Linked DNA regions of Mus musculus: region 1 is linked to region 2. Evidence: chromatin loops called from intact Hi-C (ENCODE). Cell type or tissue: left cerebral cortex. All regions are shown on one strand. Each heading gives the region's core, and the rest is flanking DNA. Links, peaks and the distances in the headings are about the cores only.

Evidence for each region. A loop is a pair of places that touch in the nucleus more often than their neighbours do. Peaks named below come from ENCODE experiments on the same cell type or tissue, not always from the same donor. Only the 100,000 strongest peaks of a DNase experiment are listed, where the experiment ranks them.
Region 1: it touches region 2 in a loop (5-fold over the local background); 3 of 42 quality-filtered maps call a loop at or near these places.

What each region holds. Positions count from the first base shown.
Region 1 is chrX:142,471,941-142,480,275 of GRCm38, forward strand. No RefSeq gene overlaps it. Among named protein-coding and RNA genes, the nearest start is that of Gm25915, 9.3 kb to the right of the region's middle. In left cerebral cortex, for the core only: no CTCF peak of the experiment used is centred there; a DNase peak (open chromatin) is centred at 7,217.
Region 2 is chrX:142,387,087-142,395,421 of GRCm38, forward strand. Acsl4 (acyl-CoA synthetase long-chain family member 4) reads right to left here and starts at 3,449. Exons shown (of 16, transcript NM_207625.2): 1 at 3,219-3,449. In left cerebral cortex, for the core only: CTCF peaks have their summits at 721 (motif pointing right) and 3,751; DNase peaks (open chromatin) are centred at 1,732, 1,885, 2,758, 3,476 and 2 more places; H3K4me3 peaks cover 2,547 bases; H3K27ac peaks cover 1,940 bases.

The sequences.
Region 1 (8,335 bases), core at 157-8,156, 85 kb after region 2:
ATGTCTACGTATACTCAAAGCAGCCCAGACTATTTTAGTAATATATACCTGTAAAGTCCATAGACAAAGCCATTTTGGTTTCAGGAAAAAAACAAAACAAAACAAACAAACAAAAAAAAAACACAAAAAATAGCTTAGTTGAGATATGTGGACTTCTTTGTTTAAAGGGAGAAAAACATGTAAGAGGATGTACTCAGAGATGCACACACAAGTGGGAATTGATACACACTGGGATGTCTTATGCATGCTTTTCTTTTAGGAAAGAGTTATAAGGCTCATCTCCACTGAAGGGCAATCTTGCCCAATGTGAAAGGAGATTCCCTTCCTCACTCTGTGAAGTAGTGACAGGCAAATGAGTTGAACTCCTTCTTGACCTCTGGGGAAGAGAAACCTGTTTCCTGTTGCTAATGCATTGGGGTCTTATTTTAATAAACCAGTTTGGCTCTTCCTGGTGGCCTCACAAGCACTAGTAAAATATGAAAGTGGGCTGGTTGAGACAGTGGAAAAACACAGAATTGAAAGGGTTTATAGGTGTCAGCCACCACTCAAGAGACAACAAATAACAGACAATGAAATTTGGCCTGTGTTCTTGGATCTTAAGATTATAAGAAAGAAAAAGAAAGCAAGAAAGCAAGAAAGCAAGAAAGAAAGGAAGAAAGGAAGGAAGGAAGGAAGGAAGGAAGGAAGGAAGGAAGGAAGAAAGAAAAGAAAAGAAAGAATTCCAATTGCCAGGTTTTACAGTAAATATCCCAATTCTTTTCTGAGACATGGTTTCACTATGTAACCTTAGCTGTCCTTGAACTCACTATGTAGACCAGGTTGGCCTTTAATGCACAGAGATATACCTGCCTCTGCCTCCCAGGTGCTGGGACAAAATGCATGCAGCACCCTATGCCCTAAAATTTCCAATTCCTAAATGTTATTAACCAAGAGATTTTTTTAAAAGATACCAAGAGATAATGAATATATGTTTCCAGTACTTGTTGCTGTTGTGTGACTTCTGGGGTCTGGGGATGGAAGAGAAAGCATTAGGGATTTTAGTGTGGATTGTAGAGGAGATTGTCAGCAAGAATGAAAATGATACTGAGAGGTGGGAGGAACGGAACAGACGCTACAAGGATGTCCTTGAGTGGTGTTGGGTACTGCTCAAGAGGGGCTTAGTAAGCACAGATGGAAAAAGGAGCATATGCCAGGCACTGTTTTGACTCAGAATCCTTACTTCCTTTGAAGCAATGGGGGAAATGACTAAAATTTATTGGATATTACATGGTCCCTGGGGTTGTTTTGAAATTTTGACATATACAATTGTCCCCGAATCACTGTGGGGGACTGGTTCAAGGAGTCCCTACAGATACTAAAATTTGTAATTCTCAGGTCCCTTATATCTCATGCCATATTACTTACATGTAATCCATGTTCATCTTGTCATGTAGTTTTTCTCTGTGTTGCGGATAGAACCCAGGGCCGGCACATACCAGGTAGGAGGTGCTCTACAACTGAGCTATACCTCCATCTTAATTTCAAGGTTACTTATAATATGTAATGCAATGCAAATAATTGTTAGACCACTGGTTAGAAAATAAAGACAGAGAAAAAGATCAGTACATGCTTATTACCGTATTAGTCAGGGTTCTTTAGAGTCACAGAAGTTATGGAATGAATCGATATATAAAGGGAATTTATTAGAATGACTTAGAGTCTGCAGTTCAACTAACCCAACAATGGGCAGCTGTGAATGGGAAGTCCAAGAATCTAAGAGTTGTTCAGTCCCATGAGGCTGGGTGTTTCAGCTGGTCTTCTGTATAAGCTGGAATCCTGAAGAAGTAGGCTCCAACAGATGTGCTGGCAGGTAAGTGTAAGCAGGCAATGAAGAATGAACCCTTCCTTCTTCCATTGTCTTTATAAAGGCCTCCAACAGATTTTATGGCCCAGATGTCGTGTGTGCCTCAAGGATTAAAGGTATGTGTCTGTCTGGACTAAGTGCACGTGTCGCCCCACCTCAAAATAAAAACTTGTGTCTTCCAACCTCACAATCTGGGTCCCAGTTGTGCCCTCCATTCCTGGATTGTAGTTCATTCCCCATATAGTCAAGATGACAACTGAGAATAGCCATTTTTGATACCAGATTACCTTTCAATCCATGGTTTCTGTGGATGCAATACCTATGTCTCCACTTAACCTTCATAACACCCTTGGGGGATTGGTACACCGACTATTCCCATTTTCTCTTTACCAGCACTTTACCAGCATCCCAGGCTTGTCCCAGTTGACTTCATGAAGTAGAGCTTTGCTGAATCTGGACAGCACACTCTAAAAGCCAACCCACTGATATATCAAGAATGTACTAGATACTATGGTGTTCACATAGCAGCCTTACTCCAATCCTAAGAAATCTACTTTTCTTAGCAGAGTTCCATAAAGGTCAGTCCCAATTCATGAGACAATGCATTGACGGTGTTAGTTAATCTTCAAGAGTTGGGACACTGGGGAATAAATATATTGTTACAGTTTTATATCATCACCCCAGGGGGCAAGGACAAGAATGCCCTTGCCCTGTCCATGCCCTGTCCATGCCCTGGAAAACTGCTTCACAAAGGACATTGCAGTGAGGGACTCAGTGAATCGAAGATGAGGGTGTGAAAGGAACCGAATGTATAAAGGAAGAGAGAGGCTAGAGAGAAGCAAAGTTAGCCTGGTTTAAATGTTTCTCAAGGTCAGTTTTATATACAGGCCTTTAGCCTGCCTGGGAAAAGTCACGGCAGGAAGTGGAGTTAGGAAATCCAATTAGTCTAAATGCTGGACTAGGGCATCGGGGCTCTCGGAACATTTTTGCATCACTACAGCTTCAAAAGAGGAGGAATCTTTGAACCTTGCTTAAGATCTTGGTTTACCATTATCTAAATATATACTTAGCAAAGGCTTATGTTTAAACGAGAAGTTTTAAAGCTCTGGGTGACATCCTTTCTGGTACATTTTTTTTTAAAGGAAATGAGCCCGTTGCTTTATCAAAGCATGGGTTATTTATTGATGGAACAGGTAACAAGGAGCTGCATCTCTCCATACTGCTTAGTGCCTTCTACACACACACTTGTCCTATTTACACACTTGTCCTAGGGGTAGCCGTTATGAAATAACAGGGAATCTTGAGCAGGCTTTAGTTAAATGCTACGTTTTAGTCAGAGATTGTTTCGTGTGTCTCTGCAGTGGTAACTCTCAAGTTGATGTGTTTCCTTCTTTCAACTACTTTACGGAAATCCTCTCAACCCACTACTTAGTCACTGAACAACATTTGCTGAAAGTCGGCAATAAATGTTGCCATTATCGTGCTAAATAACAAAACTCACCACTTCTTGAGTACTTACAATTTGCTGCATGTTGGGCTAAATATTTTATCTCAATCCTGATTAAAGGAGGTCCCGTTTACTTGGTATTATTACCACCCTCTTTCACTTTGCAGTGACTTCAACACATTGAGACATCAAGTAATTTTCTCAGGGCCCAGATTCAAGTCCAGATCTCTCTACCACCAAAACCTGAGTCCTAAACTGTAGGAGCTACCACCCACAGTAACAATAATTAGCTTTGAAAAGAATTATTAATATGTGTGTATGGTATGCATGGGGGCGGGGCTATGCACGCCACTGTAGGCATGTGGAACTCAGAAAACAACTTTGCAGAGTTGGGTCTCTTCTTCCACTTTTATGTGAGTTCCGAGGATTAAACTCAGGTTGTCAGGATTTCAAAGCAAGTACTTTACCCGTGGAACCATCTCACTAGCCCATGTTGATTGGTTTTTATAGGATGTATAGCAAGTTTGAAACAAAGTATCTAGTGTTGTACATACATCGTCTCATTGAATCTGTATTCCAATTCTGTAAGTTCAGTATTATGATTCTTTCTAGGCTGGTTTTAAACACGAATACTATGAGACTCCAAGGGGCAGATTGGTATGTCCAGGAACACACAGGTTGCAAGTGAAAGGACTAAGATTCAAAATGGATCCATCAAGTACAACATGGTGGAGCATGCCTGTAATTCTAGCTTTTAGGAGACAAGAGTATCAATAATAATAATTATTATTTTGACTATTTGGTGGTTAACACTATTCGAGCATTATCTATAGTACTTACAAATGCATGTCAAAAAGGTACTATTAACCTTGCTCTCTCCAGAATGTGTTCAGAGAAGCTAAATGACTTGCACAAGTCCACACAGCTAGTAGAGATGAATCTGGGTTGTAGATTCAAATGTAGGGCTGCCGACATGGCCAAGCAGCTGGAAGCACTTGCCACCAAGCCTGATGATGTGAGTTTGATCCCTGTAATTCACATGGTAGAAGGAAAGAGGCAACTCGTACATATTGTTCTCTGACCTCCACATGTGCCATGGCACAGATATCTCTGCCACACATACACACATACCCTTACCCTTATTAGATCAAAGTAATAGAAAATTTCAAATCTGTTATTTGATATTAGTCAAATCCTATACTTTCCCAGTCAAACAGTGTCTTCCTTTACTTTATACTAAAATGACATCGTTAATACTCAGCACTCCAGGGGGTCAGAATGCTGCATCAGTCAGCACACTAGATGGTAAATAGTCAGGCTTCATCAATCATATCGATTCTACTACAAGTATCTGACTCTGCTGGCTGTATTGGCAAGCAGCCATAGACAATATAGAAACAAATGAGTGAGGTAGGGCTCTGGTGAATATTGAAATTTCATTTCCTGTATCATGTGTTGTGGGGTAGACATGGCTGGGGCCAGATTATATACTTCTCACTCCTTAAGGAAAAAAAAATACTGTCACAGTCATCACTTTTGTAGGGATAGCCCAGTACGCCTAGTTAGAGCCCAGGAAGTATTTATTTGCTTACAGGAAGTATAGAGGACATGGGTTCTAGTGACAGGTTTTTTTTTTAAATATTGTTGTTGTTCAAATATTATCACTGTGACCATTAGCAAGTCTCTATAAGGTTACTGAATTTAAAAAAAAAGAAAAAGAAAACATGACAGCTGCTGGGTATGGGTTGAGGAGAAAGTTTGTTGTAGATATGATGGAGAAAACAGCCAGAGGCAAAGACATCTGGAAGGACCCTGAGTGAATACCATACTGAACCAGGCCATGTGAAGGGGGCAAGAAACTTGGGACAAGATACCCAGGACAAGAGACTGGCTTGGTCAAAATGGATGAGTTATATAACGGCCAGAAGAGCTGGAAGAAAGGCAGCCCAGCCACGGAACTGTAAAGTTCTGGATAGGGAGTGGCATATGCCAGCTAGGAGGGCCCTGTAACAAGTAGGGCCTGAGGGATGCTGGGAGAACCATCTGGGAGAAAGCATCTGCTTTGATATGTTAATAAGCACTTTAGTTAGCTATTTGGCCTAAAATTGAGACCTCACAGTTACCTTCTAACACTTACCGTCTCAGTTTTCTCATAAAACAACAAACAAACAAACAAACAAACAAGACTTGATGGGTTCAGAAAACACTTAGAACAAAGCATGACATTTTATTTGTTATATTTATATATTTACATGCCCCCTTCCAATCCCCCTCAGAGACCTTAGAGCATGGCGTTTTCATTATTTATTATTTTCAAGCTAAATACGTCAGGCTTCATGGGCTTTATCATGCCATCGAGTCAGATGAAAACAGAAAGATAAAGGGTGAGACTTTCTGTGAACTAGCATTTTGCCAACAACAGACTTAGATGCAGATCCCATTTCTGAAGTCTTCCTGTCCCTGTTTTTGACCTGGACTTAGGGACTGAAGATACTCTCTTGAAGACTCCCAAAAAGGGACACAAAGTTCAGACCATCACCAAGATCCTCTGAATATATGCTTCCTTTGGTCTGGATTGTGCTTTGGGTTGATGGTATTAAGGTACAGTGCACACATCCCACCTCTCTGAAGACAGGCCTCCTTTCTTCAACTCTTTATCTCTGGTTAGCCCCATAAAAGCCAAGAGGTTGCAGGCCTCTACCCTCGTGTCTCCATCCAGTGGCTTCATCAGGGACCAGCTGCCCTGAAGTATCTTTGCCACCTCTCTTTGCAAGCATTACGAAGAGGGCTGCCCAATTTTGACACTGGCCTTCCTTTTTCATCTCTATCTCTTAGAGTTGACTTCACAATCTACTCATGATCTATTCAATTCCATCCTGTCCCTGCTGTCTCTTACTTGTCATTAGCACCCGCTCTTCTCTCTTCTTGGGATCTTCATGCTTTGATTGCTAGCCCAAGCTAGTCTCAAACTTCTTATCTGATTGCCTTGTTGGGATTATAGGCATGGATGCTGTTTGGAATATGCTTAACTCCACTTCATCAGGTTAATTATTCCTTACCCTTCAGGCATTAACTTAAGTATTACTCCATCCAGGAAGCTTCTTCTAATGCTTCAAGTAAATATTAACTCTTTATTTGAACAGTTACATAACTGTACAATAATACATCAGTGGCAGAAACTAACTAGATTCTTTCATTTTCTAATTGAGCAAAGAGGAGGTTCACATTTCTCAGGTTCTCCCATCAATGAGAACCTCCTCTCTGCTCAATAGGAAGGTGAAGGAATCTAGTTAAATGCACATTTGGTATTATGATACCCCGTGAGACTATTTACACCCCACTATGGAGGAATGCTAAGGGTCACAAGAGCCACATCTAAAATCGAACTGCTTATCTCCTGTTGTATGAAACTCTTCCTTAATTGGAAGTGACTCTAGGGAGGGAATAGAGTATATATTGAGGGGGGACAAGTAAAAGCAGGCTGCACTTATGAGGCTACAGGAAAGCTCTCATCTTCAGGGTGAAGGCTTTCCAAGTGCAGTCTGTGGTGAGAGGCACCCAGGTCTCTGTAAGTAAGCCCTCGCCTATGCTCTGTTAGGGAACCCAATAAACCCATTGGTTCCGCAGAGTGAACTTTGGAGGGAATATGCCTCTATTTGTCATTGGGACGTTAAGAGTGTGTGTCAGGAGGTACACTTTCATGATTATATCTTTCCCTGGAAAGAAATTTTAACAACAGAGAGGTGGGGGACAGAACAGGAACCTCTCAAACCCCATGGGAAAGAAGGGAAAGTATAGCTTCCTATATACATTTCCTCCTCGTGGCTGAACACTAAAAATATATGGAACCCACAGAAAGCAGCCTGGCTGAGACTGGCCATGCTGTGGAGGATGTCAAGCTTCCCACTGTGACTCCATGGTGATTAACTATGGGGGTGCCTGCAAACACTGAGGCATAGCTGAGTGTTGCTCAAAGAAAACCCAAGCATCCTGAAAGCCCAAAGTCCCTGAAGGCAAGGGCAGGTAAAGAACTGAGCACTAATGCCTCTCATTTACTTTCACTAGATTAATCTTTGCCTCCATTCTTATAAGTCTTACAGATTTAGGTTTAAGTCTCCAGGAAGACCTTTTGTTTTGATGTCCTCTGTGAGTCTCTGACATTCTACACTTGGATGGGATCCTTGCCTTCCTTGTTCCTCTTTCACATGTAGGCAATGCCATAGCCAGTGGCCTGGGGGTGGGGATCTTGGGAGAGCTGCTCCATCTTCTCATAGTCTACTTTTGCTTCTTTTAACTACCTGAAAGGCAATCTTCCAGCATTTACCCCCTCAACCTTCCACCCCCTCCACCTCCTCAGCCCTCAGCCCCCCAACCTACCCCATCCCACCTCCACTCATAGCCAGCTTTCTTTCCTCCCCTGTGGCAAAGGATTCTTGCTCTGCAGTGAGTCATCATCCACTAAAAAACACCACACACCTTTCTGTGTCATCACTGTTAACACTGTTTTGTTTTTGTTTTTGTTTGTTTGTTTGTTTGTTTGTTTGTTTGTTTAAAGAGTGAAGAGATGGGGAAAGGCCAGGCATAACGAATGGAACAAAGTGTACATACTGCAAACCAAAGGCTGGCTCTGGTCTTCTGCTTCCTATTTGCCTGAAGGGAGTCTTTAATGTGTTAGGTAGCCTTCCATTTGCAGAGAGAGAGAGAGAGAGAGAGAGAGAGAGAGAGAGAGAGAGAGAGAGAGAGAGAGAGAGCCTTGTAAAGGCTCCCACAGACCTAAATAAGTATAGTCTAGGATGCTAACGATACTGCTGAAACAATATATAAATGTCACTGTAGAAAAGGCAATGTAGAAAATCCATGACAGTTATGAAACAGAGCATTAGAGAGCCCACTTTCTTATAGAACCCAGGACCACCAGCCCAGGATGGGCACCACTCACAATGGGCTGGACCCTCCCCCATCAGTCACTAATTAAGAAAATACCCTACAGGCTTGCCTACAGCCCAGTCTTATTGAGGTACTGTCTCAAGTGTGGCTTCATCCTT
Region 2 (8,335 bases), core at 288-8,287:
GCCCCTATTAAGGCTTAACTTTGAGGGGATTTTGTTCATCCCAACTTAAATCTTACTAGTTTAATAAACTATATGTCCATGTGTCTCACTAAAACCACGCCACCCATCCTCTTAGTCTACAATTTCATAGAATAAGTGATGTCCTCTTAACCATCACATCCTGAAGAACAGGAGAGTGGAATGAATTATAAATAGAATGAGTGAGATTTCTGCATATGTTTTTTGGTTGATTGGTTGGTTTTTGTTGTTGTTTGGGTTTTGGGTTTTGGGTTTGGTTTGGTTTGTTTTTTTTTTTTTTTTTTTTTTTTTTTTTTTTTTTTTTTTGAGGCAGGGTTTCTCTGTGTAGCCCTGGCTGTCCTGGAACTCACTCTGTAGACCAGGCTGGCCTCGTACTCAGAAATCCACCTGCCTCTGCCTCCCAAGTGTTGGGATTAAAGGTGTGTGCCACCACCGCTCAGCTCTGCATATGTTTTTAAAATATATTTTTAATTATTATTGTTTAAGACAGGGTCTATGTTGTCCTGGCTATTCTGGAACTTTCTACATAGACTGGGCTGGCTTTGCAGCACAAATCTGCCTGCTTCTGCCTCCCAAAAAGTGCTGGGCTTAAAAGCATGTACCACCATAACCAGCTAAATATTTTTATTTTATGGACATTGGTGTTTTAGTTACATGTTTGTCTGTGGCTCACAGGCATGTCTAGTGCTCACAGAGGCCAGAAGAGGGTGCTGAATCCCTTGAGACTGGGAGCTACAGAGGGAAGAGAGCCACTATGTGTGTGCTGAGAATTGAACCTTGTTCCTCTGAAGAGCAACCACTGCTCTTAACCTCTAAACCATCGCTCCAGGCCCTCTGTTTACACTTTTAAAGTTACTAGCTAATTACAATTTTAAGGCAGTATGTTCACACCCTTACAAGATTCTAAAGGTCATGAGTATCTTCAACCCAGTGTGGTACCCATCCATACCTTTCATCTGCGAGTAGAAATTAACCTAATATTTGTAAAACTCACTCCCTCTGAATTTATGCACTTGAACAGTCGGAATGAATTTAAGAATTAATCATCTTGTTTTGGCCTTTGTTTTGTTTTGTTTTTGAGACAATGGTTCTCCGTGTTGGCTTTGGCTCTCCTGGAACTCACTGTGTAAAGCAGGCTAGCCTTTAATTTAGATATCTGACTCAAACTCAGATTTGCCAGCCTCTGCTCCCCATCTCTGCCTTAGCCTCCACCTCCTCTGCCTGGGCCCCGCCTCCGCCTCAGTCCCCCGCCGCCTTGGCCTTGGCCTTGGCCTTGGCCTTAGCCTCTGCCTCACACCACCTTGACCTACACCTATACCTAAGCCTCCCCAGTGCTGGGATTAAAGTCCTGGACCACTACCCGAGCTAAGAACTAATTAATACTCTATTGATTAAAGCTAGTCTATGAAAACTTTGAGATGATATTCTATCATCTTTGAGATGATATTCTATATATGATATAACAAGATTCAGCCCCAGCCTTAATGTGAAGTGCACTAAAATACATATGTCTTCATAAAAAAAATCTTAGTTTTTTAAAAAACGGAAGCCAAAAGGAGGGGATTTATGGATCATCCTGCCAACCATACAGTCACTTAATTTATATATGTGAAAACTAAGAAAAGTGCCCTGTTCAAGGTGTATATAGCTAGTATAGCTGAGAGGCTGGAGTTGGAGCATCTCCAGAAGTCTGGATTCAGAACAAGATTTTGTTCTTCCTCCACCCATCACATCTCTACCCAACACAGTAAAACTCTTTATATCTGATTGATGCCAAGGCCCTTTATCCCAATTTGCACATATATTGACAATATAATACTGGTTGCTCCATGGAAATGGCAGAGATCATAAATTTGAACAGGAGTCTACCATGTTTCACACTTTTGCACACTCCGCTGAAAAGATGAGCTATGTTTGCAATTTAAGGAAAGAGGCCTCACATTTCAAATTTTGCTTGACCTGCTCAGTAGCAGCACTGTAATTGATCTCCACTTGGTGGTTTATACATTAAGAATATTTGGAAGCCTTGCTTACTGCAAGTACAAAAAGAAAAAAAAACAAAAAACTAAAGTTACAAGTGCAGGAAATGGCTTTCTTGGGTTAACTATCTGTAAAAACATGTCACTAAGCATGAATTTACAGGTTCAAGAGACAAAATATGAGAAGGAACCTCGGTTATGCTTGAATCCAACTGCATGACAGCTGAGCATATTTCCACAGAAGAGGAAACTTAGTGGTTGATTAAAACCATGAACCAGTAAAGCAAACTGCTTACTTCTTCAACAAGGTTCATTTCCCCTTATTCCCATCCCTACCGTCGTTTCTACTGAGTGAGAATTGACGATTTTTTTAAGAGGAAAAGTACGAATGAGCAAATTAATTTCAAAAGGATGGAAAAATGTCTTCGAAGGAGATGCTAGAGTAAAAGGAGAAATGACGTCTGATTTCAAATATGTAACCAGTTAGGCAATGAATCACATTCTCCTAGGTTTTTCTGTCTATAGACATCAGCCAGCCACAGATCTTTTCGGTACTCGAATGAGAGGAAGAGGAAGTGAATAAACCTAATATTAACTATACAGCACCTACTGATCGTGGAGATAAAGACGGGAAGAACACAGGGTACAAGCTGCAGCTATGATCCAGCTGTTTGCTAACATACGTAAAGGTATGGATGCTGAGAGAGTATCTATCGAAAGCGAAGGCACCCTCCCCAAATTCAAGAAAGCAGCTGTTTCTAGAACCAAAGACACCACCGCCGCCGCCGCCACCACCACCCGCGAGCGCCCGGACCCTGTTACAGAGTGTCAAGGGAGGGGACAAAATGGAGCTGAGGTCTAGGGGCGACCTAAAGGTCGTTTGGAGGTCTAGCAGGCACTTGGTGTGCTCAAGTCAACTGAGTCTTGGCAAAGCCCGGTACCCCCAGGAGGAAGAGTTCTCTCAGGCTCTCAGGGTACAGCGGGGGTACAGGGAAGAGCCAGGTGGGGTTCTGGAGGATCCCAGAAAGCATCAGAGGAGATAGTGACGGTGGTTCTCTCCATGAGCCAGCGGCCGCAGCCGGAAAGCCGAGCGCCCACCCCCACCCCCCAAACCCCGACCTCCAGCCGGCTCAGGTGAGGATCCGGGAGCACGTCAGGAATAGGGGACTCTCCGGGGCAAGGGCGCAGCAGCCGCATCCTCCCCAGCCTAGGATCACTCACCGAAGGTGCTGCCTCGCTCGCTACGAGTCTGCCACTGGGTCCCGGCCTTAAGAGGAAGGAAGCTCCTGGAGAGGAGCTCGCGTGCCCGCTAGCTCTGGAGCTGCCTGGCAAGGAGGGGCGAGCCGCGGAGACCAGTGGAAAAAAAAAGAGAGAGAGAGGGAGAGAGCCGCAGCGGCGCGCGCGCAACCCGGACAGCCAGCGGAGGCGGGGTCCGGCGCGAGCCCGGAAAAGACGAGCCCGGAGGGGCGGGCGGAGCGGGGGAGCTCGGTGGTGTGGCTGAGCCCGCCGAATCGCAGGCGGCCTCTGGCTCGGCCCACCCACACGCCCGCCTCCGCTCACTAAGGACGTCACCGCCAAAAAGGCGGAGCCCGATCGGGCTTGCAGCTGCTGCAAAGGAGGAGGGCTGCTTCCGAAGGGTCGCAGGTCGCCTAAAGCCTCCCTTGAGCCCGCAGCCACCATGCCGCTCCCGCAGTGCTGGGCAAAATAGCCCACGAGGGCTTAGCGCCCAGTAGTCTAGAGCCGCAGAACTGGCCCACGCCCTAGCGGGCTACCCGGGACTCCACCCAGGATGAAAGTTCCCCCGGGGTCATCTTCCAGCTGCCCTTAGTTAGATACCTATCTTTGGACTGCCTCGTGCTTCCTATGGGAGAGAGATCTTAACCTAGCTCCTGAAAGCCAAAGCCTTCTATCCTTTTATCTGTTGCCTTGAGCTGTATTAAGATTCCCTGCTCACTCGGGCTTATGAAATATTTCCTGAAGGCAGGGTTTTGCGCGTCACTCAGCAAAAGAGCCCACAACTGATAAAAAGTCAGTGCAGTACCGTGAGATTCTATTGCTTCTGAGACTTCTTGATAAAGGCCATTTTAATCCCCCCAAGAATTGAGAAATTATTGTTCGTAATAAATTCCAAAAGGTATCTCAGGACTTCAAGACAAAACTGTAATTGCGAATAATAAGCCACAACAAACTACCAAGAATAAGTTGCCAGAAGAAATTCTATTCTTCCAGTTCCATGACCGGCTGCTTTTTTGCTTCCTGTTACGGCTGTTTTACTAGCTACTTTTCATTTCTCTTACAGAATGACTGTGTCTGCTACACACACGTACAATAGCTTGCCTCACATTGCTGGCTTCAGTAGTGCTTTAGGCTTTGTGTGTCATAATCATCTGGGATGTTTGTTCCAATGGGAATACCTGGAGAAATAATCCTCAGATGTTTTGATGTGGGTTTTGATTTGGTGAAATTTTTTAATTTTGGATTTTTAAGAAGCACCCCTGCCGGGCGTGGTAGCGCACGCCTTTAATCCCAGCACTCCGGAGGCAGAGGCAGGCGGATTTCTGAGTTCGAGGCCAGCCTGGTCTACAAAAGTGAGGTCCAGGACAGCCAGGGCTACACAGAGAAACCCTGTCTCGAAAAGCCAAAAAAAAAAAAAAAAAAAAAAAGAAGAAGAAGAAGAAGAAGAAGCACCCCGAATGACAGTATTAGTGTGCCTGGCTGAGAGCAGAAATGTCCAGCTTGTTTGAATGTTGTTCTACAGCTGTAGCACTCATTTCATTTCCAATAGAGCCACCAACTTGGGTATAAGGCACTCATGTGCTTTTCCTTTCACAAGATTGACCTAGAAAGTTCAGGACTTCAAACAACAAACTTAATTGTCATCTTTATTTTTATGAGACCTTGTTGTAATGCCAGAAACAGATAATTATTAGTTGGCTATATAGTCCACTAGGTACCTACAGTGTACAGAAACCTGTCATTTATCCCAGAGTTAATACCAAAAAAAAAAAAAATTGAAGGAACAAACCATCTATTCCTCCAACAAACCTAGAGTTTCGTAATGGAATTAAAACAAAAGTACCACACAGACCCAGTGTTCGATATAAATCAACCTGTTAGCCCAAGCAGAAAAAGAACTTGTAATATAAATACCTTTTCTAGTTTCCTTCATCATCAGTCACGTAGCCCAGACATTTTTAATTAACTCTTCTGAACTCAGTAGTCCTCAGCTTACAGAAGTCCCTCAAAATTTACAAGGACTAAATAGAGGAGAAAAGCTATCAGGTTTTGAGTGTGAGTGTGTGTGTGTGTATGTGTGTGTGTGTGTGTGTGTGTGTGTGTGTGTGTGTGTATCGCACACATATATATCGGACCAAGAAGTTACTTGTATTTTCAAAATCTTTATCACTTAAACTATTAATTAGTGCCCACAATGTCCTGGTCAGCTTTATCACCTACCAGATCTTTTCCTTCATATTTAACCACACCCAGGATAAAGAAAAAACATTACTCCAACAAGAGGTAAAATAGCCAGGCATGGTGGCACACTTCTGTAATCCTGGTACTTGGGGGGCAGAAGCAGGTGTAGATCCATGAGTTCAAGGCCAGCCTGCTCTACAGAGTGAGTTCCAGGACAGCCAAGGCTACACAGAGAAACCCTGTCTTGAAAAATCAAAGAGAGGAGGGGGGAGGGGAGACACTGTGTCAAAGAAGAACAAAACTAAGAGCAGGGAGAAGTGGCACAGGTCTGTGATCCCAGCTCTGTACACTAAGACAGATCTAAGTTTGAGGCCAGCCTGAGCTACAAAAGGAAAGCCTATCTCAAGATCACACTATATATATTGACAATGAAAGGAAAGACTGGAGGGAGGGAGGGAGGGACAAAAGGGAAGCAAGAGAAGCCATCTAAGACTTATGACCCCAGAGCGAAAGACTTATGACCCCAGAGCAAACATTCCTCCCTCCCGGGGCAGCTGTCTGAGGTTTGAGAGCAGTTACAACTTTTTTATGCCTTTTGAGGATGGAAGATTACTGTCTTTGAAAGATGAGGAGACAGATGCAAATGAAACAATGTGTCCAGTCACAAACCTAACTAGTAATAGAGCTTGGAATTCCTACCACTCCCAGAGGCTTGCTGGAAAGTAGACTCAATAACATCCCACCAAAATCAAGTTAGAGACAAAGGAAAAGGAAGGAAAATACAAGCTGCAACTCTCAAGATACAAAATACAACACAAAAAAAAGGCATAGGCATGACAAAAAAAAAAGAAAAAAAAACAGAAGAGGTACTGAGAAGAAGGACTGAGGACAGTAGGACAGAGAGACAAATAAGTGCATACACTATTTTATACATATACAAATATGTATAAAATGTCCTAATGAAACCTACTTCTAAGTATGCTAATGTTAAAAATTCATTTCAAAGCCCTTTTTCAAAAAAGTATAGAAAAATAAAGCTTCTAGAAGCTAAATGGAATTGAACAAGGCCGCTCTGTTAGCAGATTTTTAAATGGATATTTAGTGCCTGGTAGCTTTGCTCTCGTGTAATAAGAAGCTGAAACAGATAGCCAGCCTGCTCTTGGCATTAGTTATTTATGGAAGGACAGAAAACAACTGTTCTTCACTACGTACCAAGTCTGCATCTTAAACTTACTTCTTGAGTTACTAGAATAATAATTTCCTCCTGGAGCCCAAATACAAGCAGCAGGACTTTGTGATAATATTTGAATATACAAATTATGTTAGAGTTTGCCATTAACAAACTTTATTTTTACAGACCTGATAACCAGGCAAAATATTTTCTTTAGTGGTGTGTGTGAAGCAACTAGTGAAACCAGAAACCTCAGGAGGTGATCTCACTGGGAACGAAATAATAAACTAAACTTTTTGACTTTTCAAAAGTGCTCAAAATCAGGGCTGAAGGCACAGTCCAGTAAGTCTCTGGGTTTGGTCTCCTCTATCAAATGAAAACCACAAAAATGGTCAAAGGTATACTGATTAGATATAAGTATTATTTTGAACATTGTTTTATCTTTTCTCATAGTCATTTATTTTTATCCTGATATATTTCACTGGTCTTCAGACTCACTGCACAAACCTAAGCAAATGGAAATCCGTCTAATGCTTTAAAATAGGACGTTTAATGATGCTGATTTGTCTAGTGACTTGGGTATTGCCAAGTTAATCTATAAAGACAGTAGGTTTTAAAATATATAATATTGTTACTAATTTCTGGAGCATTTCAAACACATGGAGAGTTTGATCATATTCACCCCAACACACACACACAAACACACACACTTCGCCATAACCCCTCCTGGATCTACCTCTCCACTTCCTATCCCCTCTCCCAACTTCATCTCTTGTTTTTATAACCCACTGATTCCTATGGGTACCACTTATGTACTCATGTGGTGGGACCAGTCCCTAGGGCTTGCTCAGTTTACTAGGGGCCACATCTTTTTTTTTTTTTTTTTTTTTTTTTTTTGGTTTCGAGACAGGGTTTCTCTGTATAGCCCTGGCTGTCCTGGAACTCACTCTGTAGACCAGGCTGGCCTTGAACTCAGAAATCTGCCTGCCTCTGCTTCCCAAGTGCTGGGATTAAAGGCGTGCGCCACCACACCCAACTAGGGGCCACATCTTTTAAAACAACCAGCTCTCCTTACTCCAGAATCTATCAATTGGCAATACCCTACCCCACCAACCCCAAGGCCACATGGACTAGCTAGAAATCATACAGGCACTCAGAGCTGCAGGCACTAGAGTTTTAATGGAACTTTATTTCAGTTTCTCTTTCGAGACTCCTTCAATGTCCTTTTTAAAGCTAACTCCGAAGCTCCCTAAATAAATATTGGCAGTGTTCCTTGACAAAAAATGCTTTAGCAACTTTCCAAAGAAGGAAAAAAATATATTGTTCATAAAGCCAGGAAGAAGGGGGAGAGGGAGGGAGGGAGAGAAAGAAAAGAGATGGGGATAAAGAGGGGAAGGGGGGAGAGGAGGGGAGGGGGAGGGAAGGGGAAGAGAGGAGGAGGGAGAGAGAGAGTGAGAGATGCTAGAAGTCATCAAATCTGTAAGAAAGTTATCTTTGTGCTTTTAGTCTGATCATATTAGATAAAAAGATCACCAGTCTTTTAAAAAAAAAAAAAAAAAGATTTATTGCCAGGCAGTGGTGGCACACGCCTTTAATTACAGGACTTGGGAGGCAGAGGCAGGCAGATTTCTGAGTTTGAGGACAGCCTGGTCTACAGAGAAACCCTGTCTCGAAAAAACAAACAAACAAACAAACAAAAAAGTTTTATTTATATGAGTACATTATAGATATCTTCAGACATACCAAAAGA